Regions from separate parts of the Homo sapiens genome. Here region 2 is linked to region 1. Evidence: chromatin loops called from intact Hi-C (ENCODE). Cell type or tissue: endothelial cell of umbilical vein. All regions are shown on one strand. Links, peaks and the distances in the headings refer to the core of each region. The heading gives the core; the rest is flanking DNA. Region 1 overlaps LOC124902552 (a long non-coding RNA gene). Region 2 has its middle 64 kb from the start of CH25H.

Region 1 (16,258 bases), core at 4,974-12,973:
GATTTTAGGCTCAGGACAGAGACTTCCAACTCTTGCCTGAGTTTCCAGCCTGCTACCCACACAAGACAGTTCAAACTTACCAGCACCACAATGATATGAGCTAATTCTTTCAATCTCCCCCTCTCTCTCCTCTCTCTCTCTTTCTTACCATATATATTAATATATGATATATATCATACATCCAGCCACCAATCCCAACAAGGCCTTCACATAAAGGAGATCCCTTAAAACATGTCTGAATTCTGAGGGCCCACAAATAATGGTACTTTATCAGGGGAAACTCAATATATTACTTGTAACTTATAATCTCACTGAAGGCAAATTTGTTAAAAGAGACTGACAGTACCTTCATTTCAATATGAGGCTGTGTTAGGCTGTGATTAAACAGGTCAAATTATGCACTTTTAAATGACATATTTAACAAACCCATTTATTGTAGCTTAAAGGACCAGCTGTAGACACTTCTAATATAGCTGCTTGAACCAGCTGCAATACCACAATGATTATTTTCAGATTGAATTGCTTATGTTTTAGCCTAGTTTATGAAATATTTTAAGGTCTTAATTTGTATTAAAGATAACATGCATTGTATTTAATGCTATAGCCCACAGAACATATTGCAGGGATGGATTTAATTTAAGCTAAAAATTCTTTAATTACTGCATAAGGAACCACCATGTTGAGTGCAGAAATTGAACTTGCATTCTGGGGCAAAATTTCCATGAGAGTAATAAATTAAATTAAAGCTGAAAAAGTGCCAATGATTCTCTTTAATTACTGCATAAGGAATAATCATATTGAGTGCAGAAATTGAACTTGCATTCTGAGGCAAAATTTCCATGAGCGTAATAAATTAAATTAAAGCTGAAAAATGCCAATGTTTCTTTATTGAGTCAAAATATAATATTTGTTTTGAAGGCATCTATGTTTTGTATTAAGCACCCTCTCCTCTATCTCAGCAGCTGTAACTCAAGTATGTCAATCATGGGAAGACCCTTTTGGACCTCTGTCCCCTCTCTCCTTTCCCACCTTCCGCCACACCACAATCTCCTCCATCAGCCTCTCACAGTCTTTCTCATCTTCAATATATGAGATGGGTTCTACTTAATAGCATTTTCAAATCAGTTAAAATCAGTTAAAATCATTTCAAACAATACACTAAGTTATTAATCTCTCATTCTGAAAGTCCACATTCAGAAAATGGAAGTTAGCTAAAATATATTTTCATTGATATACTATTTTTCTTTGTTAGAATCAGAGGTAGGATTCTAGCCCAAATATAAGTTCTCTGAAGGCAAAAACTTATTCATTACTATTTAACAAACATTTGAATTTTCCTCTGTAATACAGACACGACTTTATTATGGATTTTAATCACTGTACAGCAGGTTTTTTTTGAAATATTTATTTGTGATAGAAATACACGTAACATAAAATTGACCCTCCTATTTTTAAGTGTACAGTTCAGTAGTGTTAATTACATTCACATTATGTGCAACCAATCTCCAGAACGCTTTTCATCTTGCAAAACTCAAACTTTGTATTCATTAAACAAGAAATCCTCTTGTCTCCTCCAAGCCCTTGGCAACCACCATTCTACTTTCTGTCTCTATGGATTTGAATATGCTAAGTATCTCATATACACAGAATCATATAATATTTGACTTTTTGTTACTGGCCTATTTCACTTAGCATAATGTCCTAAAGGTTTATCCATATCATAGGATGTGTCAGAATTCCCTTCCTTTTAAAGGTAATTTTATAAATAATATGCCATTGTATGTACCTGAGGAGATTTTTTGTTTTTATTATTATTTTTCATTTCAATAAGTTTTGGGGGAACAGGTGGTGTTTGGTTACATGAGTAAGTTCTTTAGTGGTGATTTCTGAGATTTTGGTGCACCCATCACGCAAGCAGTGTACACTGTACCCAGTGTATAGTCTTTTATCTCTCACCTGCCTCCAACCCTTTCCCCAAGTCCCCAAAGTCCAATATATTATTCTTATGCCTTTACGTCCTCATAGCTTTGTCACACTTATGAGTGAGAACATACGATGTTTGGTTTTCCATTCCTGAGTTACTTCACTTGGAGTAATGGTCTCCAATTCCATACAGGTTGCTGCAAGTGCTATTATTTCATTCCTTTTTATGGCTGGGTAGTATTCCATGGTGTATATATACCACATTTTTTTTATCCGCTTGTTGATTGGTGGGCATTTGGGCTGGTTCCATATTTTTGCAATTGCAAATTGTGCTGCTATAAATATGCATGTGCAGGTGTCTTTTTTGTATAATGACTACTTGTTCTCTGGGTAGATACCCAATAATGGGATTGCTGGATCAAATGGTAGATCTACTTTTAGGTCTTTAAGGAATCTCCACACTGTTTATCATAGTGGCTGTACTAGTTTACATTCCCATCAGCAGAGTAAAAGTGTTCCCTTTCCACCACGTCCACACCAACATCTATTATTTTTTTATTTTTTGATTATGGCCATTCTTGCAGGAGTAAGTTGATATCATATTGTGATTTTGATTTGCGTTTCCCTGATAATTAGTGATGTTGAACATTTTTTCGTATGTTTGTCAGTCATTTGTATATCTTCTTTTTAGAATTGTCTATTTATGTCCTTAGGCCACTTTTTGAAGAGATCATTTGTTTTTTATTGCTGATTTGCTTGAGTTCCTTGTAGATTCTGGATATTAGTCTTTTGTCAGGCACCCCATTGCAGTAGCCATGTTCTCTTTATTGGAAGTGAGTTACTAGGTCCTGCTGACACTCAGGAAAGTGAGATTACACAAGGACATGAATATTAGGAGGCAGGGATCAGGGGCCGTTTGTAGAGGTTGCCTACCACTGTACCCAAACATGGTAGCAATAACAGAGCTAGCATTTAATATGAGTTTACCACCTGCCAGGAAAAACACACTGTACATATTATTCTCACACAGTCCTGTGAGGGAGGTAAAGTTATTAGCCTCATTTAATGAATGAGGAAACTGAGGCAAATGAAGGTTAAATAATGAAAGTCCCACAGTTTGTGTGTAGCATCCTCAGGCTTCAAAATGTGATAATCTGACTCCAGATACCATGCGTTTAACCTCAATGCTAAATTTTCTCTGATTAAATAGCTCAACAAATGGTAGCTGTTGTCATTAAATGCAAGGGCAATTGATGTGGCAAAGAATATTAAAGGAGGGAGCAGTGGGGAAAGAAAATCCAGGAGATGGGTTCACCAGCTATCCTGGGTAGCTCTACTCAAGAAACTGAGAAAGGAGATGAAATTCCCTAGCCAGGAGAAAATGTGGCAATTTCTTTTGGGTTAAGTCCAAGAACCACCATTAAGTCTTGGAGACTAGGGTTATCAGGAGAGCATCTTTAAGGCTAAAAGGCAGGGGTCTGACTCAGAAAGAAAAGAGCCTTGCTAAAGACAGCATTGTAGTCTCAAGAGACAGGACGGCATCCTAGACATGGATACTTGGGAAAGAGCTTTAGAGCCTTAAACATCGGCAACCAAATTGTGATTTTTATTTTCTAACTCAGAGGCCTTTGGGGTAAAAGTTTTGGTCTGGGACTCCCAGATAAGGTTATTGTTTTTGGCAAGAGAGAAAAAGAAAAAAAATAGAGCATTTACTGAAATAACATGTACTCTTTCATCTGTTTCCTTATATTTGAAAATGTTGTTTCAAAAAAGATTCATGATTCAAAGGCTAAGATTGCATTACATCCCTGGAAAGGAAATAATGGCCATGCACGTGACACCTGGCAAACAGTTCCGCCACCCAGGGCCTTGGGAGCACTTATCATTCTAGCAAAAACTGGCTTTTAGGGAGTGAAACGACAGCCTCTCCTTTCTAAGCCAAACATGTGGTCAGAACATTTGGTTAGAGGGCAGGAAACAGCAAATAAAGGTAGTTTCATTTGGACTCTTGGTCACTAGTTACATCCAAAAAGAGATTCTTAATGGAAGTCACAGCTGGTGCTCAGGTAGTTAGTCAATGGTGCTAGCAAAATCATAACAGACAGTGGCATATGTTACTGGGTTTTTTGAGGAAAGAGAAAAAAAATCACTTCTTCACTACTGTCCAACTCAGGGCCAGAATACGGAGTGGAGAAGTGTGAATAGCATGTAACAAGCTCTTCTCATCTTGAGATATGGTTCACTTTAAGAATGCAATGTGAGTTTTTTTTTTCAATTGGAGAATGAATTATTTTAAGGATAACTACTTTGCATTTATAAGTATTGTTTAATTTAGGAAAAGATTCTATTAAGACTTCAGAGTTCCCATCCATCAAAATTTTGTTTGGAAGCATGCTTGAAATCACGGCCTTGCAAAATTTTGAAGCTCAAGGAGACACTGGAGGTCAGCACAGATCTGGGAATCTTAGGGATCGTTGTTTGGGGAATAGAGACCGGGAAGGAGATCACATTGCTACTAGCAAAATAAAACTTTCCTTAACTTGATTGTGACAGGTCGGAAATAAGGTTGGGACAAGAGGCAGGCTGGATGTATCCATGGAATTTGTTTCCTTCCCTAACTAATGGCTGTAGCTTGAAAGAAAGATGCATCAAAAAATTGTCTTTCTGAAGTTTTTGCTTTGTATTTACTAGATTTTCTTCATCCCAAAGCAGTTTAAAGGAATCTCTTTATTCCTGAAGAGAATCTGATATCCAAGTTCTAGTAAAGGGGTGAGATCTCAGATATGTTGAAAATTGTGGAATTCTGTTATTTTCTTTGATTACTATTATACCACTAGTTCACTCTTCACCACCTCAATCAGTATAAAACATCTAAATATAAACTATTTTAGGTCTTTAGGTCAGAATTCACTCTATGTCATCTTTGCATTCACCATTCTGCCCAAGATGCTCAGCATGTTGCTGTGAACATTGGGTAAATGGTAACACTTTCTAGTATGTCAGTAGTGAAGGCTCAGATCAGACACAATGCCTGCAGCCTAATAACAACAGTCTCTGCTTCTCACAATCTGAGCAAATTATACCCAAATACAAGGGTTGAAAGCATTGAAGGAAAGTTTTTTAAAGTCCTAGTTGATCCACAAGAACATGCATCCATTAATTAACTTTTAAAAAAGTTATTGAGCACCTGCATTTCAGGCACTCTCCTGGGTGCTGAGGCTTACGGTATAAGCAAGACACAATACTTCCTAGAAAAGGACTCTTTCTCTTACATTAAAAACATAATTTGATTTATACAAATTCTGTTTACATTTCACTTATCAAAAATATGTCTATTTTTGCCTACATCTGTGTATATCTGTAGTATCATTTATTATTAAAAGACGCCAAATAATATGCAATCTGGCCCTGGAATTACCTCATCATCTTTCCTTAAGGATGGGAAATGGTGAGAGCTATTACTTTGGGAAATGATCCCAGTTTCATCTGAAATAACTTTGCTTCTTTTTCTTCTAACCCTTTTGTATCTTCTGTATATAGTTTGGTCAAGCCAACAGCATTGGAATAATTATTTTCAGGATAACTTTCAAATATATTTTACAATCAGTATAGCTCAGGCAACAATGGGACATAGGCCATGGAGCTGAAGCCCTATTCTGAGTGCCACTTGTTAATCTGGATGTACTTTCTTTAGATTCTGGGTCTTCAGGGAATTCAGAGAAAGGTCCTGTGGAGGGGGCTACAGTGTTAGAATGATGGAAATGTTCAGGCTCAGGACAGTACCTACCTACCAAGCTATAAGGGAGTATCTCAACATTTCCACAAATGGCAGAGACACACCAGATGCTACATAAAGCATCTTTATAGCTAGTCTCTGGCTACTGCAGAGTTCCATGTAATGCTGAGTTATAGGAAATCTTACTCACTTTCCACATACTCTGCAAAATGAAACTGGCCACCACTATAACCCACATTTCGAAGTGTCATATGCAGACTTCTACATATATATACAAGCCTTTTACTTTTTATTAAAATGGCAACTTTTATTTTGTGCCTACCCCAAACGGCTCTTCATTGGGTAGAAATTGCAGCATAGACCTAGTACTACATCATGTGGATTTCCTAGACTGGCAGATCATGCACTGAAAGTTCTAAGATGTTGACATTTCAGTTGCTGCTATACCTTGTTTATGCAGATTGTTATTTGTTTTTTAAAAATTGTATGGGTTTCTTCTGGTTGTTTGGAATCAGAGGAAGAATAAGGAAGGCAAGGAATAATTGTTCTTTTCCAGTTCAAAACACAGAGATGAGCTCATTTTGCTGTAGAGGTTTGGGGGATACCTGGAGAAGCCAGAGAGGTCAAGTGGAGGCCCCTTGGAAGGTGGCTGCTCCTGAGACGTGGAGAAAAGACAAGGGACAAGGGCAAAAACGTCCCCCCCCCCACCCCCATGAGGAGATGCAGCCTGGTGGGTGCCCTGCTTTTTGCAAAGTTTGAGGAAAAGTTTACTGTGCACTAAACTGAGAAAGACCAAGAGAAAAAGAAACAATTCTGAGGAATAACAATGCAGAAAACGAAGGAGTGTGATGGCTCACGCCTGTAATCCCAGCACTTTGGGAGGCCAAGGCGAGTGGATTGCTTGAACCCAGGAGTTCGAGACCAGCCTGGGCAAATGGTGAAACCCTGTCTCTACAAAAAAGACAAAAATTACAAAAATTAGCTGGGCATGGTGACACAGCCTGTGGTCCCAGCTATGCGGTAGGCTGAGATGGGAGGATTCCCTGAGCCCAGGAGACAGAGGTTTCAGTGAGTCGAGATCATGTCACTGCACTCCTGTCTGGGTGACAGAGTGACACATGTTTCAAACAAAGATAAAAATTAAAAAATAACAATAATGCAAAAACAGTCTTGTTTTACTTGGACTTCTGTCTGGCTTTTCCCAGATTAATGATCAGTTGTAATATCAATTCATTTAGCACAATGAAAAAGGTTTTAACAATGTTAACAAAATAAAGAGAGTGGCAATTTTGACCTACGGAAATAAATTATTCACCCTCTTTCCTTTTCCTCCCCCTTCTCTGTTGTTTTCTTCCCTCCTGTCTACTGAATCCCTCACCTCTTCCTGTCTTCCTTTCCTTTCTTTTCTCCTCTTTCTTCTCCCATCCTTCCCTGAAGGAAGAAAGGGACTTTTTAGTTGGCTTCCACAAGGCTTAACTCAGAAATGCAGTATCACCTGTGCTCTCTAAAAATTAAATCTCACTAGTAACCAATGTGCATCTAGCACCTAGTATGTTTAAACAGATAACTGCAATATTTGCCAAGGTTTTCCTGTTTGCCAGCTTTACCCACACCCCACTCTCCAACCCCAACCCAACATACACACTAAGACAACCTTCAAGTGTCAGCTTAAGCTGAGAAGAAATCCATGACTTGCTGATTTTTGGAGTACAGCAGACCATCAATGCTCTCACACTGTTTCTCCATTTCCTAGCATAATACCTAACACACAGGAGGCATCCAGAGAAAACTTCTCAAATAAATTATGACAAAGTCATAAATATTGTCTAAATACAGAAAGTCTAAAATGTAAACTTCCTACAGTGCCACATTTTCATGAAAAATCTTCAGCATTTCCTGAGCAATTTCACAACAAAAGTTAATTGATTTTAGCAAGTTTTACCCCTTACCTCGAGGTCATTTTTACAACAGAGAGTGTATTACTTGACAAGAATTATATGGTGGCAAGCAATAAGCAGCAACATCAGAATTCTTTTTTATTCAGCAGGTATTTATCATGTTAAACACTGTGATGGGTGCCAGGGATAAAATCATGAAAAAGAATCAGTTTGTGTCCTCATAGAACTTATTTTCTCGTGGGTACTTAAGCTGCCTAGACTGGGAAATGGCCCAGACTCTTCAGAGCTGGGTGATTCTCTCCAGCATATTATTTAAAACTTTTAATTACTACATGTGACAGATAGTCACTGGCAGAAAACTGTAGAAATTAAGGTCATGAATGCTAAGTTATACCACATGTACATCTAAGCACTTAGCACATCCAGTGCCTCTGGAAGACGGTCTTCTCTTTCTCCTAGAATCAATGTCACTTCCTTATATCAATCAGGGAAGTGCTTTAATATGCATCTTACCTTTTTAGCTCAGAAAATAATAATTTAGAGTTTGGAATTTGCTCCATTTTCAAATTGTCTGAATGCTCAGTTGTCAATTGTCTTAATGCCAAAATTTCGACAACTGACCTATATTCAGTCCAGTGTACAAGTAGAGTTATTTTTTCCAAGATTGACATAGATTAGTATTATTTGCACCACATCTTAGGGCAAGTTTCCTCTGCAAATAATTGTTAACATGTGAAAGTCAGACCACGGGTGTAGCTCATCTCCTGGAACAAGTTTTTGCCAACCCAAACTGGGAATGGCTTGTGGTGGGTTTAAAACCACTGTGCAATCCATTCCTGGGCCCAGCTCAGGGCCAGGCCTTGCCCATGGAACTGCCTGTGTGTGCAACACACAGTGAGACATGGCTTCGGTCCCGACCAAAACAAGCAAACAAGCATCATTACTCACAGAGTTGTTCATGGAATAATTAAACCAAAAGCAGAAATCCACGGTAAAAAAATGTTTTTAAAGTCGGAAGTATGGAGACCAAACTGAAATAAAAATGGTGGAGTAGGAGGAGTCTGAATATCAACAGTCCAATATTAGAAAGAGGAACAAAAACAGAAAACTGTTTCAAAAAGAGAGACAGGGTATGTCAGGGTCGAGGCACAGCAGTAAGAATTCAAGAATAAGGTCTTGAACACCAAGTATTTTTAAAAATTCTTGTGCCCTGACACAAAATGCAAGTCATGGCAGTATATAAAAAAGTAGAAGCAGGCTAGAAAATAACTTACATAGTTTATATGGACATGACTTGCTCTAGGAAAAAAATCTGCTTTCAGTATTCCATTCATTCTCAATTACTGAACCTCCCAGACAAGACCTCTTCTGTCTTCTCCCCTTCCTAAGGCACATTACCCCCACCGTAATTACATAAAAATGTCTGTTAACCAAATTTTGTCCCTTTGCCTTGAGCTCCTGATGTGATTAGAAATCGTGGTGAAAGGACAGAATAATATGAATAATTGCAACGGAGATGAATAGTTCTCTTGGTCATCCAGATGCTTAAACATATCTAGATTTTTGTCTCCATGCCAAGAAAACATTTGAGATAATTTAGTGCATTTTGCATTTTTCCTCCATGGGTGAAATCACAAATAATTTGTGCCTTTTAGCCACATTCTTTCCAAGAAATGGAAAATTTTATCCCCAAAATTAAGATTCCCAAGATACCTAACACCTAAATCTAATTATTTCCAAATTCCCAAAGAGAATTTTTCTCCAAATAAATTTGTTCAAATAAATGTCTTTTGATGTACCATCCATTTAGAGAAGCTTGTGATGAGCACGTTGCTTGACGAACAAGTTTTAAATAGACCAGTCTTCTTAATTCTCTGACAAAGACACAAACAAATAAGTCAATAAATAAAAAATGAAGATAAAGTTGCATTAGGTGAACCAGTGGTCTCCAGTCTTATAACTTAAGGGGGCCTGTTGATCTTAAAACTTGACCTAATATGTAGCATGTGATGAAGTTATTTAAAGAAACGTAAAACACTAAAATTGATTAATGTTTCCTGGCTCTCTCAGTAATGTTCCAAATGATCTCTTACATGTTTCTATTGTGGCACATGACACTTTGTCTTCTAGCTATTATTTACACATGTGGCAGGAAGCTACTCCAAATGACTAATAGATGTGCTCCTTTTCCCCCTGCTTCCTCTCCTTCCAAATCCTGAGGTTATCCCAGTCCTGTTCTTGCCTAGGACATCATGTGTCACCTATTGCCTTAGGTAGGGTAAAGTCTCAGAGAAAAACCACAGAAGCAGCATCTCTGGCCTGTGAATTTAAAAACTGAGGGGAAGCTGTAAACTGAAAGATTTGGAAGAATAGAGGAACTGTTTCCTCCTTCTCCTAACATCTACTAGACCGAGAATGGGGAATGGGGAGAGAAGAGAGATTCCAAGAAAGGGGAAAGCATAAATCGAGGAGTGAAGTCAACATGAAGAAGCAATCTACGTTCATGCATTCATGCAACTAAACATCACTAATTGCCAACACCAGGAAATTTTGTGGGGGTTGAATTTGAAACCATCAACCTTAGGATCTCCATTTGAGGACGTTGCATGTATGCAGCTGGGGAGCTGCATGGGTTTTCCTTCGCATTGTACTCCTTCGAGAAGCATCCATGGGTGGTAGCCAGCATCTCACCTGTTGATCATCCTACAGTATGAATGCCCATCTATGTTTCAAAACTTTGCTTAGGACCTACCCCACCCCCCACCTCCAGTCTACCTACTTCCTGTTGATAGCTCTTTATTCTGTTGCCCAAGTTGTTCATAGCTATCTCTTACCCTCCAGAAACTTAGATTGGAGTCGATATTGTAGGAAGAAAGTGCTCTTACACATAAACAATTTGGAAATAGATAAACATTTGTGTTTCATGTTGAGTCATTTCTGGTTTATCATACTTTTCTAGTAATTTCTTCATTTTGTTTAAGTTTTTAAAGTTGTTCACTTATAATTGTTAATAATATTACCTTATCTTTTTAACTCTCTGCTATATCTGTAGTTGCATATTCTCTTTTTTTCCATATTATTAATGTGTGCTTTTTCTAATTTCTTGTGATTAATCTTCTCAGAGTTTGGTCTATTTTATTAGTTTCTTTAAAAAAAAACCACCCTTTTTCTTTTGTGTTTTTCTCTATTATATATTTATTTTCTATTTCATTGATTTCTACTGCTATTTTAATTATATCTTTCCTTCTACTTTTGGGGGTTTATTCTATTTTATTTCTTTTCTTGTCTCTTAAGGTGCACATTTAGCTCTTTTTTTTTTAATTCTTCCTTTGGTTTTCTAATACAATTATTTATGGTTACATCTTTTCTTCAAAACACCATTTTTTTCTATAGCTACAAATTTTGTTAGTCTGTTAAAATATTATACAGTACTGTCTTTGAAAATCTTTATTATAATTTATTTTATAGACCATGAATTATATAGAAATTTGTTTTTTTTTTCTAAGTATGTGAGGTTTACCTATTAATATATTTAAAATGAATTTGTAACTTACACTTGTGGTCAGAAATCATGCTCTATGTGATTCTGATTCTTTGAAATGTGTGGAGGCTTTCATTATGGCTTAGTGCATGATCAATTTCTGTGTGTACTTGAAAAAAATGTATTTTCTCTATCAGATGTAGAAATCTACATGTGCCTATTAGATCAAAAATGGTTTTTTTGTATTATTTAGATCTTCTATATCTTTGCTGATTGATGTGTCTAACTTAGTAATGGAGAGTGATATGTTGAATCACCTTCTATGATAATGAGTTAATAATTTTATTCCTACAATTATATCAATTTTGCTTTATCTATGGCAATACTTTTATTAGATGCATATATGCTTAAGATTGCTCTATATTCTTAGTAATTTGAAACTTTCATTTGTATATAGTGATGGTCTTCATCACTAATAATATTTTTGTTTTAAAGTCTATTTCATCTGATATAAGTAGAGCCACACCACTTTCTTGGGCAGCTACACCAGTTCAAGATCTTGTCCCTACCACTTACCTTCCGAAGAAAATGTTTTGGAAATAATCCCCCAACAAATGCATGTACACATCCACACACACACACACACAAATACATCCACATCCACATCCACACACACACACATCCACACTCATAGACAGATATATGCCTCCCCACCGGACAAACCGAATTTTAACTCTGAAAAGTTTAGAGAGCATTTGGGATGAATCATGTTAGGCAGGTTTATGTTATGCTATTATTGTGCTTCCTTGTTCCCGTTACTCCCCTTCCTTTTCTAGAAACGAAGTGCTTTTAATACTATTGTATGCTATTAACAAATAGTTTAACTCTCACATATGCATGTTCCAATTCACCAGCTAGACTTTTTGATAGGAGTCCTAGACAGTCAAATTCTATGACCTGATATTCCCCATATATTCTGGCATAATAATATGAGCAGGTGTTCCCCTCTCTGACCAGAGTTGAGGCTGCTGATACCCTGTTTTCAGCTGAAAGTTGCTCCAACTTCTGCCTCTTTGAATTGTGCTCCCTTTTTAAAGGTCTTTCTTCTCTTCATCCTTTCTGTTTTGTGCCTATAAACTCACCTTCTGCCCAGCTATTTTTTTCTTTATGTTTCATGTTTTAATTTTGAAGATTTTAATTATAAAATTATATTAATAATGAATAATGTAAATAAGATATTTTAAATACAGAAAAAATTTAATATCTCCAGCAATCACACCTCTTAGAGACCACCATTACTAATATTTTGCTATATCCCCCCAATGATTCATATATATATATATACTTTTTTTTCATTACCAAACTGCCATTACTTTCTACATTCTGCTTTATGGCTTTCTTCTTACTTAAGATTATATCATAAGTATTTTATCATGGCAATAACTACAGTTAAGGACATGTCTTTATGTTAGCATTTGGTTGCAATTCTTTTTCAATCATATAGCTATACCAGAAGTTATTTAATTTATGTTCTATTCTTGGACATTTGGGCTGTTACCAATTTATTGATATTACAATGCTGATATGAACATGCTTGCTTGTAAATTCTTGTATCCATCTCTGATTGGTTCCTTATGACAAAGTCTTAGAAGTGAATGTTAACCAAGTGTTTTTCCTTTTTTAAATTTCACCGGGTTGCTATGTTTTGTATCATTCCCTTTGACAAGTGACCATCAACTTAGGCTTCTACAATATTGCATCCCAGCCAGAGTCTATGGCCCCATCAGGCTTCAGTTTGGGAAAAGAGAAGAAATGCATAGCAGATGCTCCTTTAAATTTTATTCATGTGTAAGTCTTCTCGAGGTCATAAATGTAGCCTATCCATTTACAACATCAAATTCATAGCAAGAAATAGTGAGAAAAGATCCTTTATAACCCTCCTTGACTAGCACCTAATGATATGGGAGCACTGGCCACTTTTTCAGTCGTCTTGTGCCTGGTTATGAAAATTATGGTTAAACGTCATGACTTTGAGATAATTTGAAGCATTTGGAATCCAAGTTTGTTTCTTCTTTTAATCTAGGTACATTTGCTGGCATCTCCTGATGTTCTGTCTTTCCATAGTTAAAATTTGGGCTGAGCTTTAAGGAAATTAAGGAAAGACTACTTTCACCTTTTGAGGCTCCCACTGTTCTGATAGGCAAGCTTGAATAGCTAGGCTACAGGACAGCGCATTTTTCATTTTCCCATTTGGGACCAGAATTGCAGCCTATATGCAATTACCAAGACTAGTCTCTGAGGCAGTAGTCTCTGACCATCCACTTCAACTGCACTCCTGCATGATGCCCTTACATTTCTGTTGTCTGTGTTGAGGAAAATCTGGGACATGAACGCATGTGGTAAACTACAGAACAATAGTAATAAAATAGTTTTCATTTGTGAAACCCTTCTTTGTTCTAGAAGCTGTACTCTATAGTTTACAGGCCATCTCCTTCAGTACTGTCATCACCAAGAGGTGGATATTATTGTCCCTTCCATTTTACAAGTGAGAAAATTGAGGCCAAGTTAGGTGGGTAGTTTAATATAAGACTCTGCCTCAGGAGAGGTATGCAGGATTAAAAATAAATTTAGAGGCCCAGCGTGGTGGCTCACACCTGTAATCCCAGCTCTTTGAGAGGCCGAGGCAGGCGGATCACAAGGTTAAGAGATCAAGACCATCCTGTCCAACATGGTGAAACTCCATCTCTACTAAAAATAAAAAAAATTAGCTGGGCAAGGTGGCACATACCTGTAGTCCCAGCTACTCAGGAGGCTGAGGCAGGAGGATCACTTGAATTCGGGAGGCAGAGGTTGCAGTGAGCCGATATCATGCCACTGCACTCCACCCTGGTGGCAGAGCGAGACTCCGTCTAAAAAAAAGAAAAAAGAAAAAAGAAAAAAACCAAAAATGAAAACAAAAAATAAAAATAAAAAAATAAATTTAGAAACTCACAGCTCACAGCCCACACAGATACCATGGACTTTCACTTTCCATGGTTGCATCAGAATAACATATGAAATAGAAAGTGAAAGAACTAAAGACAGAACTTTGAGCAACATCAATATTTAAGTGGCAGGAGGAGATAGATGAGTCAATGAAGGTGACTACAAAGAAACAGTCACATTAAAGAAGAACTGGAAGAAAATGAAAAAGGAGCAGTGGTTTTCAAAAAGGGAGGAGATGTCAACAAATATCACCAAACACCAGAGTAATAACATAAGGTCTAGAGATGTCTTTTATTCAAATGTCCATCAGTAGGAAAATGTATGAATAAAATGTGTTATATTTGCATATATTTGACTAGTTATTATATAGCAGTAAAAATTAATGAAATCAATTGACATGCAACAGTATGGATGAATCTTAGCAATATAACATTAATTGAAAACAGTTTCTAGGAGAATTGTACATAGTATGATACTCTTTTAAAAAATGTTCAAAACTAAAATAAAGGAGTGATGAACATAGCATTTAATATAATGAGTTACCTGGGTGAAGGGAGTAAGGGGAATGAAATGGTGGTTTGAGCATAGTTAGGGGTAGGTTATTTTTGAGGCCTTGACTTTTATTTCATTGCTATATTTTAAAAATACTTTATCAAAATTAACTAAAGGTAAATGGGCATTGAATGACCAATAATAAATATGGCATGAACCAGGATTATGACTGACCTAATTCTGTTCATTGAAGGAACAAGAGAAAGGGCGAGAGAGTGGAGAGGAAAGGGAAAAAACATGTCTCTTGGATTGAGCAAGCTGGAAGTTAGTCACCAGTGTCCCTAAGCAACACTTTCAGAGGACTGCAGAAACAGAAGACAATTTGCAATGTAGAAAGTGTAAGTAGTGCCCATGTTTTGAAAAGGTTGGTTGAGAAGTAAAAGGAGGAGGTAGAATGTTGAAGGGGGAGTACGGAACAGCCCGGTGGCCTCTAGGCCAGACTTCCTGGGTCCGATTCCTAGCTCTGACATTAATTAATAAACTAGGTGACTTCAGGAAGGTTACTTGACTTCTCTGTGTCTCAGATGTCTCAAATATGAAACTGAGAAAGGGAATGTTTAATAGTGTCACTGTGAATATTAAATGAGTTGTGAAAAAATTGGAACAATACCTTATGTGTTTGCTAGATAAGCATTGCTAGAGGAGATGCAGAGTAAAGGAAGTTTTGTTTTGTTTTTTAAATTTTAAAATGAACGATATTGGAGAAAAAGTTTGACTCTAGAAGAGAAATGAAGTAATTAATGGAGTAAGGTCCTGGAAGAGGCAGGCAGGAATGGAGTCTAGAGGACAGATAAAGAGATTTTTTTCTGGATAGGGAGAAGATCAGAACTTGTCCTAAGAATAGAGAAAAGGAGTGGTGAGTGCAGGAGGAGAGACTTGAAGAGGCAGCATAGGAGAGAGGTTCTAGGATAGGAAGTTTGCCCCTAGAGAATAGTCATTATTATTCTCTAGGACAAGTGTGCAGAGACACTTGCAGCTAAAAGAGAGGATTTTAAATGTTCTCACCAAAAAGAAAAGATAAATATATGAGGTGATGGATATGCCAATTTGACTGATTTAATTATTCCACAATATATACATGTATTGAAACATCACCTTGTGCTCCATTCCAGAACTTGCTGGAATGTCCACCATGAGTACTGAGAGAGGAAGCTTATTAGGGGCACACACATTCACACACAAAAAAATTGGGGAGTGGTGGTGAATATCCACTCAAGTTGGATACAAGCAATTATACTAATACCAATGCCCATAACTCTGTGTGCGTGTGTGTGTGTGTGTGTGTGTGTGTGTGTGTGTGTGTTTCAATAAGTGGTTGTAGAAGGCAGACAGTTGGATGGTGGATGGCACCCAGGTTTAGTACTTACAGGTTGGATATTTAGGGCAGAAAAGAGAGCTGGGATGTTGGAGATTCTGGCAGGAGGATGAAGTGGATTAAACAATACCTCATGGATAAAGCTTGCACACATAAAGAAGTAAAGTAGGAGGGGGTGGCATTTGGGCAAAAAAGGCAGTTGCAGAGGGACTAGTAAACTTCATTTGCTTAAAGTGACATCTTACGAATAACAGAGTTAAAGGGAGAAGAGGCTATGATCAGAAAACAGCATACTAGTTTCTGCTGCAGAACATCTCCAGTTGATGTAAAGAACAAGTATGACCATAGAAAAATAGAGAAGAATGAAA
Region 2 (16,258 bases), core at 4,814-12,813, 65 kb after region 1:
GGTGGCTTATGCCTGTAATCCCAGCACGTTGGGAGGCCGAGGAGGGGGATCACGTGAGGTGACGAGTTCGAAACCAGCCTGGCCAACATGGTGAAACCCCGTCTCTACTAAAATACAAAAAATTAGCTGGGTGTGATGGCTTCTGCCTGTAATCCCAGCTACTCGGGAGGCTGAGGCATGAGAACTGCTTGAACCTGGGAGGCAGAAGTTACAGTGAGCTGAGATCATGCCACTGCATTCCAGCCTGGGCGACAAAGTGATACTCTGTCTCAAAAAAAAAAAAAAAAAAAGGTATATGAATGGCCATAGGACACAAAAAGATTCTCCACATGACTAGTCTTGAGGAAATTTAATTTTAAAAGGGCAATGTACCACCATACAGCCACAGAACAGCTAAAATCAAAAAGACTGGTAATTCCAAGGATTAATGAGGATGTAGAGCAACTGGAACTCTCATATTCTGCAGATGGATACGCAAAATGGTACAACCAACTTTTAAAAACAGTTTAGAAGTTTCTTCTAAAAATAAGCACACATTTACCTGACTTACCTCCACACTCTTGATGTCATAGTATATAACACAGCTTTGAAAATATTTGTTTTTTGAAGCATATTTAATATTAATATGTGAACTGATTAGAATTATAGTGATAATGTTTTTTAAAGAAACATACACTTACCATAAAACTCAGCAATTCAACTCCTAGGTAATTATCCAAGAGAAATACTTATGCCCACTCAAAAAATTGTTTATAAATGCATAGCAGCTTTATTCATAATATCCCCAAACTGGAAATAACAGAAATGTTTATCAATTGATTAATGAATAAAAATAGTTGTGATATTGGTATTTCCATATCATGGAATTCTTGGTAATAAAAAAAATTGATACACACAACATGGATGGCTCTCAACAACATTAAACTATGTGAACGGAGTTAGACATAAAACAATACATAATGTTATTTAATTTTTGTGAAGCTCTGGAAAAGACAAATCTCATCAATAGTGGTAGGAAGCAGATCAGTGGTTGCCTGGGACCATGATGAATTGGTATTGACTGCAATGAGCATAAAGAAACTGTGCCAGGTAAAGATATATTCTATGCTATGTCTGTGGCAGTGATTAAATGATTGCATACATTTGTAAACTTGTATACTTAAAATTGATAAGCTTTATTGTGGATATATTATATATCAATAGATGAACGGAACAAAATAGAAATTAAACCCATTCATATATAGTCTGTTGCTCTTTGGCAAAAGTAAATTTCATTTTAAAATAAACATACAATGATAATAAAATGAACTGCAATATTAGGCAATGATATGCAAAATTAGAGTGACGAGATCTAAAGCATCATTGCATTAAGATACTAAAGGCATTGAACTGTTTAGGAAGAGTAAAGATGTTCATTTACTTGACTTTCTAAAGTGAAGCATACATTTTTTAAATGTTAAGTTTAGCCACCAAAATAGACTACAGTAGAAATAAAATGTACAGCTTCAAGCCACAATGAGAAGAAAAAATAATTTTTTAATCAGGAAGATTTTTAACTCAGGAAGATTTTTTAAATAAGGAATAGAAAAACAGTTTAAATAGAACAAAACTATAGAAATAAATCCAAATATGTCCATTAATCACAGAATATACATTTGCCCAGTAAAAGACAGATAGTGTCAGATTGTGGTGCCTGATAAGTGCCAAGCAACGCAGAAGGGGTAGCAAAGGTCAGGAGCTCATGATACAGTAAGAAGTCAGGCAATGATTACTCCATCTTTAGTACCATAAGGTTAGTCTGAGGGCAGACATCATCCCATAGTGTTACAGGAGCACTGACAAGAGGGGCACAATTCTCTCTATGAAGTCACGTGTGTTGACAGGTAGCCACTAAGTTGAGTTGCCCAGGTTAAGAAGTAGGGGAAGGCCATTAAAAAGTAGGCAAAGGACATGAACAGACACTTCTCAAAAGAAGACATTCATGAGGCCAACAAACATATGAAAAAAAAGCCCAACCTCACTGATCATTATAGAAATGCAAATCCAAACCACAATGAGATACCACCTCACACCAGTCGGAATGGTGATTATTGAAAAGTCCAGAAACAACAGATACTGCTGAGGTTGCAGAGAAAAAGGAATGCTTTTACACTGTTGGTAGAAGTGTAAATTAGTTCAACCATTGTGGAAAACAGTGTGATGATTCCTCAAAGACCTAGAGGCAGAGATACCATTTGACCCAGCAATCCCATTACTGGGTATACACCCAAAGGAATATAAATTATTTTATTATAAAGACACATACATGTGTATGTTCATTGCAGCCCTATTCACAATATCAAAGACATGGAATCAGCACAAATGCCCATCAGTGACAGACTGGATAAAGAAAATGTGGTACACATACACCATGGAATACTATGCAGCCATAAAAAGGAATGAGGTTATGTCCTGTGCAGGGACATGGATGGAGCTGGAAGTTATTGTCCTCAGCAAACTAATGCAGGAACAGAAAACCAAACACGCATATTATTACTTATGCGTGGAAGCTGAAAAATGAGAACACATGGACACAGGGAGGGGAACAACACACACTGGGGCCTGTTGGAATGGGTTGTGGGGGAGACCATTGGAAAGAATAGGTAATGGATGCTGGGCTTAATACTTAGGTGATGGAATGATCTGTGCAGCAAACCACCATGGCACAGGTTTACCCATGTAACAAACCTGTATATCCTGCACAGGTACCCCAGAACTTAAAATAAATGTTGAAGGAAAAAAGAAAAGTAGGGGAAGGACATTCTTGGCAGAAGGAACAGCCTGAGCACAAGCACAGAGGAGAGAAACAGCTTGCTGTTTTGGAGACAAGTACTATCATGTCACCAGAGGTGAGTTTTGATGATGATAAACTGATACGCTCTTACGTGCGCATGTCAGAAATTCATTTCATTCTCCATCTCAGAAGGACAGCGTTCCAGAAGATTATTCTGAGCATAGTACCTAACTCAGTGGAATCTCTCCACAGTGGAAGTCACTTTTTATTACTAAATAATGATCTTTATCTTCAAAAACTCCTGGGCCTCAAAGAGTTAGTCTAATTAGTACACATAAATTCATAAATCCAAGTTTGCAAATTGAGTGGATTTTGATGATTCATTTCTGTATCCTCTCTAACCCTTAAGACTGAAGCCACCTGTTTATCCTCTCTGTGAATTTCCTTGAAAAAATTTTTCTCTGAGCTGTTAGTGTATTTACATTTGGCTTAAGAAATTTTCTATTTTCTACCTCATTCTTGACTTATTCGTTACCTCTACATTTCTGCAATTTCTTGGAAGACAGAGCCCATGTTCATTTTATTTTGGTTACAATGCCTTGCACATAATGGCTAGGCACTTTAAGATGATGAAATAGTTGATAAAGTTTCTGCAACTATGGAGTTATTAGTAGAGAAAGCAATCAGCAGTGCTTCTAGCCCTCAGGGCCCTGGGGATGCACTGAGAAGAGTTTTTGAGTGCATTTCTTCAGGGATTATTTTTAAAGGTAGTCCTGGGCTTCTGGATCTTTGTGAAAAGGATCCCTTTGATACCTTGGCAACAATGACTGACCAGCAGTGTGAAGACTTCACATCCAGTACACAGTTTGCATTCAGACTCCTTGCATTCCACCAGATATACAAAGTTATAGGCATGGATCCATTACCACAAATGAGCCAACATTTTAACATCCATGACAACAGGAAATGAAGAAGGGATAGTGATGGAGTTGATGGATTTGAAGCTGAGGAGAAAAAAAGACAAAAAAAGATTATGATAACTTTTAAAAGGTGTCTGCAAATCTTCAGTGTTAAAAAAACAAAAAGTGCCCATTTGTTGGCTGTTTTTCATTCATAATAATGTCTACATTGAAACATTTATCAAGAATTTAAAGGATTTCATGGAAGAACCAAGTTTTTCTATGACATTAAAAAATGTACAGTGTTATGTATTATTTGAATGGAAAGACACCAAAAAAAAAAAATATGCTCCGACTAGGGGGAAAACAGTGGTTCCAATTTTTTCCCATTATTTTGATTTTATTTTCTGGTTGCCTTAGCTTCCCCACCCTATTTTTGTGTCTTCCATTAAGCAGTGCATTGTCATATTAAATCTTTACTGTATTTAATGCAGGATTTGTGCTTCAGTTGTTCTGTGTATTTTGATATTTTTATTTATAGATTTTGTTTGCTTTTTGACACGAGTTGTTAGTTTATGTTATAGATGATATCCTTTACCCCTTCTTAATATTGTACAGTACTTTTTTTGTAACGTGAGACTGAAGATTTTTTTTTTTGTTTTTCTATATGTGAAAGATTACAACTCAAAAAGTTATCCTGTCATTCGAGTGCTCAGAACGGAATGTTTCTGCAGATCTTGTGGCATTTGTCTCTAGTGTGATATAGAAAGGTGTAATTAAGACAGATTTCTGTTAATCTAATCAAGTTTGCTGTTAGTTGTGCATTAGCAGTATAAAAGCTAATATATACTATATGGTCTTGCAACAGTTTTAAAGCCTCTGCATAATTGATAGTAAAAAATGCATGACATTTTGGTCTTTAATAGACTTTTAAAATTATAATTTTAGGTTTAACATGTAGATCTTTGTACAGTTGACTTTTTGACATAGCAAGGCCAAAAGTAGCTTTCTGAATATTTTTTTCTTGTGTATAAGTGGAAACGGCATTTTTCACATATAAGTGGGCTAACCAATATTTTCAAAAGAACTTTATCATTGTGCAACTAACAACAGTAATTAGCCCTTAATTATGGTGACAGTTCCTTATTGGGGAGTGTGTGAGATTATCTAGCAACTATTACAGTATAACACAGTTAATCTTCTCCACACACCCTATTGCCCAGATAATTTACAATTCTGTTAATAGTGAGGTTGATAAAGTATTACTGATAAAAAAAAAGATTAAGAAAAAAACAGAAAATTATTTGGTGTGGCCATCTTACATGCTTATGTGTCTTCTACACAAAGCTAAATATTCTAGCAGTGATGTAATGAAAAATTACACCTTACTGTTGATGTATGTATGTTCTGGTACACAGATGTCATTTTGTTGTCACAGGACTACAGTGAAATACACAAATAAAAAATTAAATTAAAAAAAAGATCATCTGAAGGCCAGGCACGGTGGCTCACGCCTGTAATCCCAGCACTTTGGGATGCCGAGGCGGGCAGATCACGAGGTCAAGAAATCAAGACCATCCTGGCTAACATGGTGAAACCCTGTCTCTACTAAAAATACAAAAATTAGCTGGGTGTGGTGGTGTGCACCTGTAGTCCCAGCTACTCGGGAGACCGAGGCAGGAGAATCGCTTGAACCTGGGAGGCGGATGTTGTAGTGAGCTGAGATCGAGTCACTGCACTCCAACCTGGTGACAAAAGGAGACTCTGTCTCAAAAAAAAAAAAAATCTTAAAATGATATGTTGCTTATCATTAGTGATAAAATCAGATTATGCTCTTACATGAATTTTAATGGTGTTTAATTCTTCAAAGTAGATTTTTAAATGCTAAATATGTCTTTCCATATAATATTTGGAGACCTAAGAGTTGAAATAGTGGTATTTCAAGGTAGCTTGAATAAAGTGCATTGACAGACACTTCTGTAAGATGGCTTTACTTCATCCTTCTGGTATTCCCTATTGCCCAAGAAAAAAAATCTTTATGGTTCCTTTGAATTTCTTCTATTCTTCGGTTATGCTTCAGACTGAAGGCTAAATTAATTTTATTTCTAGATTCTGGATGCTTAAGATACTTCTTTTACAATTGTTTTCTATTAACAAACTTCATCCAATAACCCCAGAGATTAGGGGGAAAGGAAAACAAAGATGTACAGGGTGCCTCCTCCATGAAAGATGCTGTACTGTGTGTTTTCACATCTGTGTCTCAATCACTTCTCACAAAAGCCCTGTAAAAATAGCATTAATATTAATAATAAGAGCTGACTTTTATTGATTTCTACATAGAAGATCTCATTTGTTTGAACACTAATCTTAGGAAGTAAGGTTGATCTCCCAGTTGTACAGATGAGAAACTCTAAAGCTTATGGGAGTTAAAAACACAACTGGGAAATCATAGTATTAAGATTTAAGCTCTTATATTAATTCTTCCAATGGCTATGCTTTTAACCATGAAGCAGTACTGCTTATCTGTAAATTAGAGAGCATAATCTCCATTTTAGAGATGAGAATATATTAGGTTGGTGCAAAAGTAATTGTGTTGTTTGCCCTTGAGTGATGGCAAAACTGCAATTATTTTTGCACTAGCCTATAGGTTCAAAATGTGCTCAGATCACACATTTAATAAATAGCAGGGCCCAGATCAGATTTGAAAGTGACTACATCTAACTCCCAAATCTGAGTGCTCCACCTTGCACCACACCTTGCTGATGCAAAGAGCAAGTTTTCAAGGTGGACTACAATAAAGCTACTTTCCATTTAATTCTAGATGTGGGACTAACTTTTATATATTATACTACCAAGGCAGGGAATGAACTGGGATGAGCTGACACTTCATCATGACTAGAAAAGCCTGTCTGGCCAGGCGTGGTGGCTCATTCTTGTAATCTCAGCAATTTGGGAGGCCAAGATGGGAGGATTGTTTGAGCCCAGAAGTTTGAGGCCATCCTGGGCAACATAGCAAGACCTCATTCCTACAAAAAAAAAAAAAAATTAAAGAGTATCCAGCTGCACTGGCATATTCCTATAGTCCCAGTTACTCAGGAGGCTGAGGCAGGAGAATCACTTGAGCCCAGGGGTTTTGGGGTTGCAGTGAGCTATGATTGCACCACTATACTACAGCCCAGGCAACAAAGGGACACTGTAGGAGAGAAAGAGAGAGTAGAAAGGGAAAGGAGAGGAGAGGAGAGGGGAAGGGGGAGGGGGAGGGAAGGGGAAAGTAGGGGAGGGAAGGAGGGAAGGTAGGGGAGGGGAGGTGAAGGGGAAAGGAAAGGAAAGGAGAAAGGAAAGGAAAGGAGAAAGGAAAGGAAAGGAGAAAGGAAAGGAAAGGAGAAAGGAAAGGAAAGGAGAAAGGAAAGGAAAAGAGAAAGGAAAGGAAGGGAAGGGAAGGGAAGGAGAGAAGGGAAAGGAGAAGAGAAAGGAGAAGGGGAGGGGAGGGAAGGGAAGAAAAAGCCCGTCTGGCCCAGACACTTTTCTGAGATGGCCCAGTGGGGGAATCTTGATCCTTCCAATGGGCCAATAATGAGCATATGCTTCGGTGTGCCAAATCTGCCTGTGCCACTTTCCTCAGGACTTTTCCTACAAGACAGCAGGAAAAAAAAAATGGTGGTTTTCCTTCCTCCCTGGGTTTCTCTTTGGGTTTCCTTGGGTTTCTCTTTCACTTTTGTTTTTCTAATTTGTAACCCAACCAAGATCATGGGAGGATACACAGCACCTGTTAAAGGGACTTGGGATTTTTGTCAAACAGGCCAGGAATTCAGTACTGTCCACATGATCTTTTCTAGACTCCATTTAGTCTTCGTGTGGTCCAGCAGCATCAGCATCACCTGGGATCATATTAGGAATGCAGATTCTCAGGACCCTGCTCAGACCTACTGAATCAAACTTTGCATTTTAACAAGATCCCCAGGTGATGTGCACACACATTGGAGTTTGAGAACCCTTGCTCTAGAGCATGATAACTAACATTCCAAGCCCCAATTTTCTTGTCTGTAAAATGGGAATGATAAGCAGGGCATTTTAGAGGATAATAATAAATGCAAAGGGCCATGTACAGAAACCTGACTCACAGTAGGTATTTAATTTAAAAGATCAATTACAATTTTATGGTTATTATTATTATCCCAATTCTCTCCAGATACTATTTCATTTTTCAGAAACCTCATCTGTCTTTCCTGCTCTACTAGATATTTTCCACTAACATACAAACATATATGGGACTGTTTTCCCCATCAGAATAATACAGAGACAGAACTCCTCTCCTGATGCTACTTTGTCTCCATCATAGCCACATTTCTCTCTCTCCTTCCCTTGATATCGAAGCATCTCAAACAAGTTGTCTAGACATACTCTTCGTTCTCTCCTTCCCTTCTCTCTTGAGCCCAGTCCAAGCAGGATTTTGTCCCCAATACTCCACCAAAACAGCTTTTCTCAAGGACATCTGTGACCACCATGTTTCTGAATCCAGATTTCCTTTCTCAGTCTTCATCTCACTTATTTAGTGTATCAGCAGCACTTTTTGCCTTAAAATACATTTTCATTTTGATTCCAGGACACCACACTCACCTGACCATCCTCTTACATCCCTTGCTATTCCTTTTCAGTCTCATTTACAGGTACTTTCTCTCTTTTATACTTGTACATATGGACATGCTATAGGGCTCAGTATTTGGACCAATTTTTTTTTCTGTCTACAAATCACTCCCTGATGACCTCATTCAATCTCAATGACTTTAATTATAATATCATCTATGAGGTAATAACTTCTAAATTATATCTGTAGCTTGGAACTTTCCCCTAAACAATAAGCTCGTCTATATAACCAACTACTATCGTCTCCAGCCATCTGCATAGCTCGTTCGTTCACTTCCTTAGTCTCTTTACTTAAAAAAATCACTTTCTCATTGAGACGGGCCCTGGGCATCCTAAAATTCTAACTACCCTTCCTCCACATGAAAATACACACCTTCCTTTCCTTTTTATTTTTTCTTCCTAGCACTTATCACTATCTAATGTATTACATGTTTTAGCTTTATATGCCTTACTTATTATGTCTCCCTCCTCCCTCACTTGAATGTAAGCTCCACTAGAAAAGGATCTTTGTTTTCTTTTTTCTCTACCATATGCCCTGTGCCTAGAATAGTGCGTAGCATATAATTGTTGCTAAACAGTCACTAATCAAATGTAGGATTCCACTTTACAGCTAAAGGAACACAGGCTCAGGATGGGCGTTCCCAAGGTCACAGAGCCAGATGATGGCAAAGCTGTGAATTGAACGCTAGTGTGTCTGACACCAAATCTCCATGTCAAATACTACCTATATTTGAAAGAGTTTTTCCAGGGCCGCTTTCATTCTTCAGCTTTTGTTTTTGTAAATGATATGTTTTGTTGGACTCAGTGCTCTCCTCTTCAGCAGGACTACATTTTCTATTAAGACATGTTAACACGCCATCAAATAATTAGGAAGTATCAGATTATCTCACCTGAAGCATCGTGTTTCCAAGTAATCTGTTTCAGAGAACTTGAATCAAAGCAAAACGGGAAATGAATAATGTTTCCTTTTAATTTCTTCCTGTCACCTCTTCTTTCCTCTGCCTCAACAAACAGTACTTGGATATTCTCACAGAAACAGTATAGGAAGGGGAGGTTTATCACATTCTATGGCTCCTCTAAAAATAAGGTCTGATTTAAAACATCAGGAAACACACTTCTTTTCTCTGACTACAGAGTTAGCAGTAAATATCCTTTCCTTTTCCTGCCACTGCAGCCGCAACAATAGGACTTGTGGAAAGTGAGTCTAACTTATGCAAAAGTATTACTCCTAGCTCTGCCATTTTCCAGCAGGGCTGTCTGGATTTCTTCGAGTTTCATTTTCCCTGTATAAAGTGGGAATAATAGCATTACCTTGGAAGGTTGCTGCAAGTAAGTATTAATAAAGATAACACACACAAAAAGCTTAGGTTGAGGTTTATAAGCTGTTATAAAAGTCAACTTTCTTCTGACTTCAATGAAACCAGCTCATATTTGTAGGACTTGTTGCTGCTTATTCACTCCAGCAGTATAAAGCAGATGGATTGGGTCCCTTAGCGGGAAAAGCAAAGAACCAGCTTCCATGTAGCTGTGGGGGCGCTTGGCACATATTATCTCTAGTTCTCATAATGACACTATAAGGTGAGCAGAATTAGCTCCATCTCAGAGAGGAGGAAACTCAGGTTCAGAGATGGTAAAGAATTGGCTCTGGGTCATGGATCCAACCAGGAGCATAACAAGAATTCAAACTCAGGCCTAACTCCAAAGAGTCCATTATTTCCACCAGAGCAGCACCTCCATCATCCCTCAGGCCCAAGTAACCCCTTTCCCGGACACAATTTGCCTGTAATGGACTCTCCCAACCTTGGAAAAATAACATCACCCAAACAAGCCCAGCCGTCACTCAAACAGAAAAATGTACATCTAATTGCATTTTTTTTTTACTTTCCTAAGGCATTTCATATCCATTTTGTCCTCTCCATCCCTGATGGCACTGCCTGTTCAGATGTCTACATCTCTCACCTGAGTCATTATAATTTCTCCCTAACTCATCTCTGTGCCTCCAGTTTCCCAGCTGCATAATTTATCTTCATGTTGGTGTCAGATAGGGCTTACTGAGCACAGATGGGGCCTTCCCTGGCTCTGAATTCTTTGAAAGTTCCCAATTGCCTACAGAGTAAATCTCAAACTTCCTATCATGACGTGCAACCATCTCTCCATGGTCACTTCCTGCCACATCTACCATGTACCCTTTGCTTCTTTCATAGTGGGATCCTTATTGTTCCCCAAATATGTTGAGCTCAAGTCATGCTTGTCCGTGTAGTTCAATAAACTGAAGTGCTAGTCTCTAACCAGCAAAGTCTTTCTCATAGTCACGCTCACCTGTGCATATGGGAGTATGGTTGAAGATAGATTTTTCTGGAAGACTATTTGGCAAAAGATACCAGAATGGTTGTGAATATCTAAATCTTTATCCCTATGTTCCACTTCTAAGAATTTATCCTAAGGATAGTTCAGAGATGAATACAAATATGTTTAATGTTTGTTTATAATGCTTTCAAGTTGTATGCAATCTAAATGTCCAACCAAGGGGAATTTATTTTAAAAATATAAAAATGTATAAATTATGATACATTCATATGATAGGAGCAACTGGGTCTTTAATTGTAAATTTCAAAATGTTTAGTCCCCTGAAAATATTTCTACAGTATAAGAATGGAAAAATGTAGGTTAAAAAAAGGGTGCATACCTTATAATTCCAATTCTTCTTTTTTCCTTTTTCTTTTTTTTTTTTTTTTTTTTTTTTTTTTTTTTTTTGAGATAGAGTTTCACTCTGTTGCCCAGGCTAGAGTGTAGTGGTTTGATCTTGGCTCACTGCAACCTCCACCTCCCGGGTTCAAGCAATTCTCCTGCCTCAGCCTCCTGAGTAGCTGGGATTACAGGTTCCCGCCACCACACCTGGCTAATTTTTGTTTATTTTTTAGTAGATATGGGGTTTCACCATGTTGGTCAGGATGGTCTCAAACTCCTGACCTTGTGTTCCGCCTGCCTCTGCCTCCCAAAGTGCTGGAATTATAGGCGTGAGCCACCGTGCCCGGCCTATAATTCCAATTCTACTAAGGAAAAATATAAATACACATGTATGTGTGTATATACATGTTCGTTAAAAAGACTAGAAGTATATATGCCAAACACAAATGTTGATTATCTTTTAGTGTAGATACTGTAAGTTATTTTAATTTTATTCATTGTATTTTTTATATTTTTTAAACATGTAGTGAGCATGTATTTCTTTATATGCAAAAAAATACTTTAAAAGTTCCTATTCGTCCTTCAAACCCTACCACAAAATCCTCCTCTGAAGGCTTTCCTAATTCTCATGGTCCGAATAAATCCATCTTCCTTTCAACTTTCAGGGTAGTCTTGCTCCACTTCATCTTATAGTATAGTAGGTTATTTATATGTCTTATTTAACAACTAGACTGAGAGTGTCTGAGCACAGGCTCCAAGTCTGACTCACCTGGCACAAGTTTCACCCATTCCAGGAGGCCTTCCTCAGCAGGGACTTAATGAAATATTTACTGAAAAGGGAGACACTGATGCATCTTTATAGATGTAGCCTCATAACCGACTTATGACTGGGACTCATTTGGAACAGAAATGGGTGTGTTGTAAGAAAACATTTGGAAATTTATGCTCAGTGTTGGAATGTCAACAGTGGGGATTTTATGCTCAGTGTTAGAATGTCTGGTTTCTGATTATAATTTCCTATACCTTTGTATCTCTCTCCCATGAACACAAGTGTCTGACAACCATGAGTCCATGCTGCCCATACACTGCTGTCTTACACTGTAAGAGAGAGATGAGGGACAAGGAAATCAAGAACCATGCAGTGGTGAGTGTGGAGGAAGTTTGTATTGAGTTGAATTTGAGAGGCAAAGAGAAAGTCTTCATGAGAGCAATGGGTTGAGAGATCTTAAGAGCAAAAGAAATGAGAAATAAGTTTTTTTTCCTGATTTTTATTTTTTGGTTTAGGGTGTACATGTGCAAGTTTCTTAGATGAGTAAAATGCGTGTTCTAAGGTTTGGGATACAAATAATCCTGTCACCCAGGTAGTGTGCATAGTTAGTACTTCATAGGTAGTTTTTCAACCCTCACTCCTTCTCACTCTGCCTCAACTAATCCCCAGTGTCTATCGTTAGTACCTTTGTGTTCACATGTATCCAGTATTTAGCTCCTGCTTATAAGTGAGAACAGGTGGTATTTGGTTTTCTGTTCCTACGTTAGTTCACTTAGGATAATGGTCTCCAGCTGCATCCATGTTGCGAAAAAGCATGATTTTGTTTTTTATGGCTGTATAGTATTCCATGGCATATATGTACCACATTTTCTTTACGCAATCCACTGTTGATGGGTATCTAGGTTGATTCTATGTCTTTGCTATTGCGAATAGTGCTATGATCAACATAAGAATGCATGAGTCTTTTTGGTAAAGAGTTTATTTTCCTTTGGATATATGCCCAGTAATGGGATTGCTGGGTCAAGTGATAGTTCTGTTTTAATTTCTTTAAGAAATCTCTACACTTCTTCCCACTTTTGCTGAACTAATTTACATTCCCACCAGCACTGTATAAGAGTTCCCTTTTCTCCACAGCCTCACGGATATCTTTTATTTTATGACTTTTTGATAATAGCCATTCTGGCTGGTGTAAGATAGTATCTCATGTGGTTTTGATTTCCATTTCTCTAATGATTAGTGATGCTGACCATTTTTCATGTGTTTGTTGGCTGCTTGTATGTCTTCTTTTGAGACGTGTCTGTTCATGTCTTTTGCCCATTTTTTAATGGGGTTGTTTGATTGTTGCTTGTTGAATTGTTATATACCCTATAGATTCTAAACATTAGGCCTTTATTGGATGCATGTTTTGTAAATATTTTCTCCCATTGTGTAGGTTGTCTCTTTACTCTGTTGATAGTCTCTTTTGCTGTGCAGAAGCTCTTTAGTTTACTCAGATACCACTTGTCAATTTTTGGTTTTGTTGCAATTGCTTTTGGGGACTTCTTAGTCATAAATTATTTGCTAAGGCTAATGTCCCGAATAGTATTTCCTGGGTGTTCTTCTGGGTTTTTATAGTTCTAGGTCTTACATTTAAGTCTCTAATCCATCTTGAGTTAAATTTTGTGGATAGTGAAAGGAAGGGGTCCAGTTTCACTCTTCTGCATATGGCTAGCCAGTTATCGCAACACAGTTTATTGAATAGAAAGTTCTTCCCCCATTGTTTGTTATAAAAGGTCAGCTTTGTTGAAGATCAGGTGGTTGTGTGTAGCTTTATTGTTAGGTTCTCTATTCTATTTTGTTGATCTATGTGTCTGTTTTTGTTCCAGTACTGTGCTGCTTTGATTACTGTAGCCTTGTAGTGTAGTTTGAAGTTGGGTAGTGTGATGCCTCTGGCTTTCTTCTTTTTACATAGAATTGTTTTGCCTATTCAGGCTCTTTTTTGGTTCCATATGAATTTTAGAATAGCTTTTTTCTAATTTTGTGGAAAATGATGTTGATAAATTCAATAACATTACATCTGTAAATTGCTTTGGGCAGTAGAGCTGTTTTAACAATATTGATTCTTCTTATCCATGAACATGGAACGTTTGTCCATTTGTTTGTGTCATCTCTGATTTCATTCAGCAATGTTTTGTAGTTCTCATCATAGAGATCTTTTGCCTCCTTGGTTAGCTGTATTCCTAGGTATTTTATCCATTGTGTAGCTATTGTAATTGGAATTATGTTCCTGATTTGGCTCTCAGCTTGAACATTATTGGTGTATAGAAATGCTACTGATTTTTACACCTTGATTTTGTATCCTGAAGCTTTACTGAAATTATTTATCAGTTCCAGGAGCCCTTTGGCAGAGACTATGGGATTTTCTAAGTTTAGAATCATATCTGTAAAGAGAGATAGTTTGACTTCCTCTCTTACTATTTAGATGCCTTTTATTTCTTTCTCTTGCCTGATTGCTCTGCTAAGACTTTCAGTACTATGTCGAATAGGTGTGGTGAGAGTGGGCATTCTTGTCTTGTTCTGGTTCTCACTGGGAATAGTTCTAGCTTTTGCCTCTTCCATATGATGTCGGCTGTGGGTTTGTCATAGATGGCTCACATTACTTTGAAGTATGTTTCTTCAGCACCTAACTGGTTGAGGGTTATTAACATGAAAGGATGTTTAATTTTATTAAAAACCCTTTCTGCATCTATTGAGATGATCATGTGGTTTTTGTTTTTAATTCTGTTTATGTGGCGAATCACACTTATTGATTTGGATATGTTGAACCAACAGAAAATATAATTTTATAAAGGAATAGGAAATGAAAATTTTGCTGTGGGATATAAATTCTGTCCTCATAGATGTTTTACAAGAGATTTTAATAAATATGGAAAATGCTTGAATCCCTTTCATTTAGCAGACTGTGTTTCTTTGAATGAGATTACATGCTAGGCTATGAGAAACCTCAGCTTTTATTCACTTAGCACAAGTAGTAGGGAGACCCAGAGCTTTTCTTCCATCTTTTGAATAGCCTAATGAAATAGTAGATCAATCTACAATAAGGATCTGAGTCAGACCCAACAATGACATTTCCTCACTTTGAACTGGACTCATAGTAACTCAGCGCGACACATTTGTTCACTCATGCCAATCAGACTGATTTATATATTTCTGTACCTATGATAAGTATTTATAAAATCAAATGTATTGATCAATATATTCTGTTTGGTAGTCAAAAATAAATCTTTTAAATTCTGAAGTGTCTGGGGTTAGGAACAATACAAAAGGTAGGCCATTTGTGACAGAAAGGTTTGAAGCATGCAGGTCAGTCATTTAAATCCTACAGAAAGATGGAGCAGATCATTTACTCAAGAAGCATAGAATCTGGCTCCTATGATTATGTTTCTATGTTTATTATAAGAAAGATGGTTATACCAAGGAGAGCTTCTAACAGCCAAATAGCAGAGACACACAAAGCTGGAAGGCCCCCAAAGCCAGATCAAAACATGTTAAACCCAGATAGGGTGCCTCTAAGCAAAGATCCACTATTAACAATTAGGACAATGTCAAGTACTAATTCTATAGGGAATGACACCTAACCTATTTTTAATTTGTGTCTTTATGCATTTGCTTTTTAAATGTTTAATATTCCCACATAAGCAAGGAGATATAGTCAAGTACTGTAGGATTTAAAATAGTAATAGATAAGCAGGTAGATGATAAATCGATAGGTAGGTAGGTAGGTAGATAGGTTAAATAAGTGATCCATTCTAAAGAGTTTTACAAGCTGTTATAAAGAATAGGGTAGAGACACATGTACTGACCTAGACGATATCCAGGATATATTGCTGTGCTGGAAAAAATAAATCGCAATAAAATATGTGTAATATGATTCTATTTATGTTTTTTAAGTGCACAAAATAACACTCTACACCTCTGCAGGTAGATAGATAGAAGGAGGAATCTTATAAAATAAAAAGTTATTACATGTAACTCCTTTATACATTTGTGAAAGAAAATAAAGGTAATTATGCACAATGATATTTGATCATTTGTGACCTACAAAAGCAGTAATTTTATGTTATCTAACAACAATTACAGAGGGAAAGACATCAAAGGCTGTATCAACTAATAACCATGGTTATCTCCAGAAAGGAGACTGGGACTAAGGGTTGACACTTACGATGACATTTTGATTATCTGAATTGTCTGAATTTTTGTAATGTGAAGTATATATGTATTACTTAGATAATTATTTACATAAAGGTGAGATTTACATTTAATTATTAAAGAAGGAAAGAAGACAGGTAGACAGGCAAAAAAACATTATGTGTTCTGGAGGCTTACAAAAATTAGGGAGCAATGAGGAGAAGGGAAAAGGAGAGTTTTGAAGACAGAGACACATTGAGATAAGGAAGACTCAAGAGAATTTTAAGGCAATATTGCTATAATCATGTATGCAGTTTT

Evidence for each region. Peaks named below come from ENCODE experiments on the same cell type or tissue, not always from the same donor. Only the 100,000 strongest peaks of a DNase experiment are listed, where the experiment ranks them.
Region 2: a loop joins it to region 1, with 4 times the contacts of the local background. A loop is called at or near these places in 2 of 110 quality-filtered maps.

The regions. Positions count from the first base shown.
Region 1 is chr10:89,070,481-89,086,738 of GRCh38, forward strand. LOC124902552 (a long non-coding RNA gene) reads right to left here. Exons shown (of 3, transcript XR_007062379.1): 2 at 13,827-13,947; 3 at 7,671-9,431. Among named protein-coding and RNA genes, the nearest start is that of MIR4679-2, 15 kb to the left of the region's middle. RefSeq lists enhancers at 14,036-14,235, 16,116-16,258. In endothelial cell of umbilical vein, for the core only: no CTCF peak of the experiment used is centred there; a DNase peak (open chromatin) is centred at 9,701.
Region 2 is chr10:89,135,631-89,151,888 of GRCh38, forward strand. It overlaps the pseudogene LOC100289238. Among named protein-coding and RNA genes, the nearest start is that of CH25H, 64 kb to the right of the region's middle. In endothelial cell of umbilical vein, for the core only: no CTCF peak of the experiment used is centred there; a DNase peak (open chromatin) is centred at 9,341; H3K27ac peaks cover 792 bases.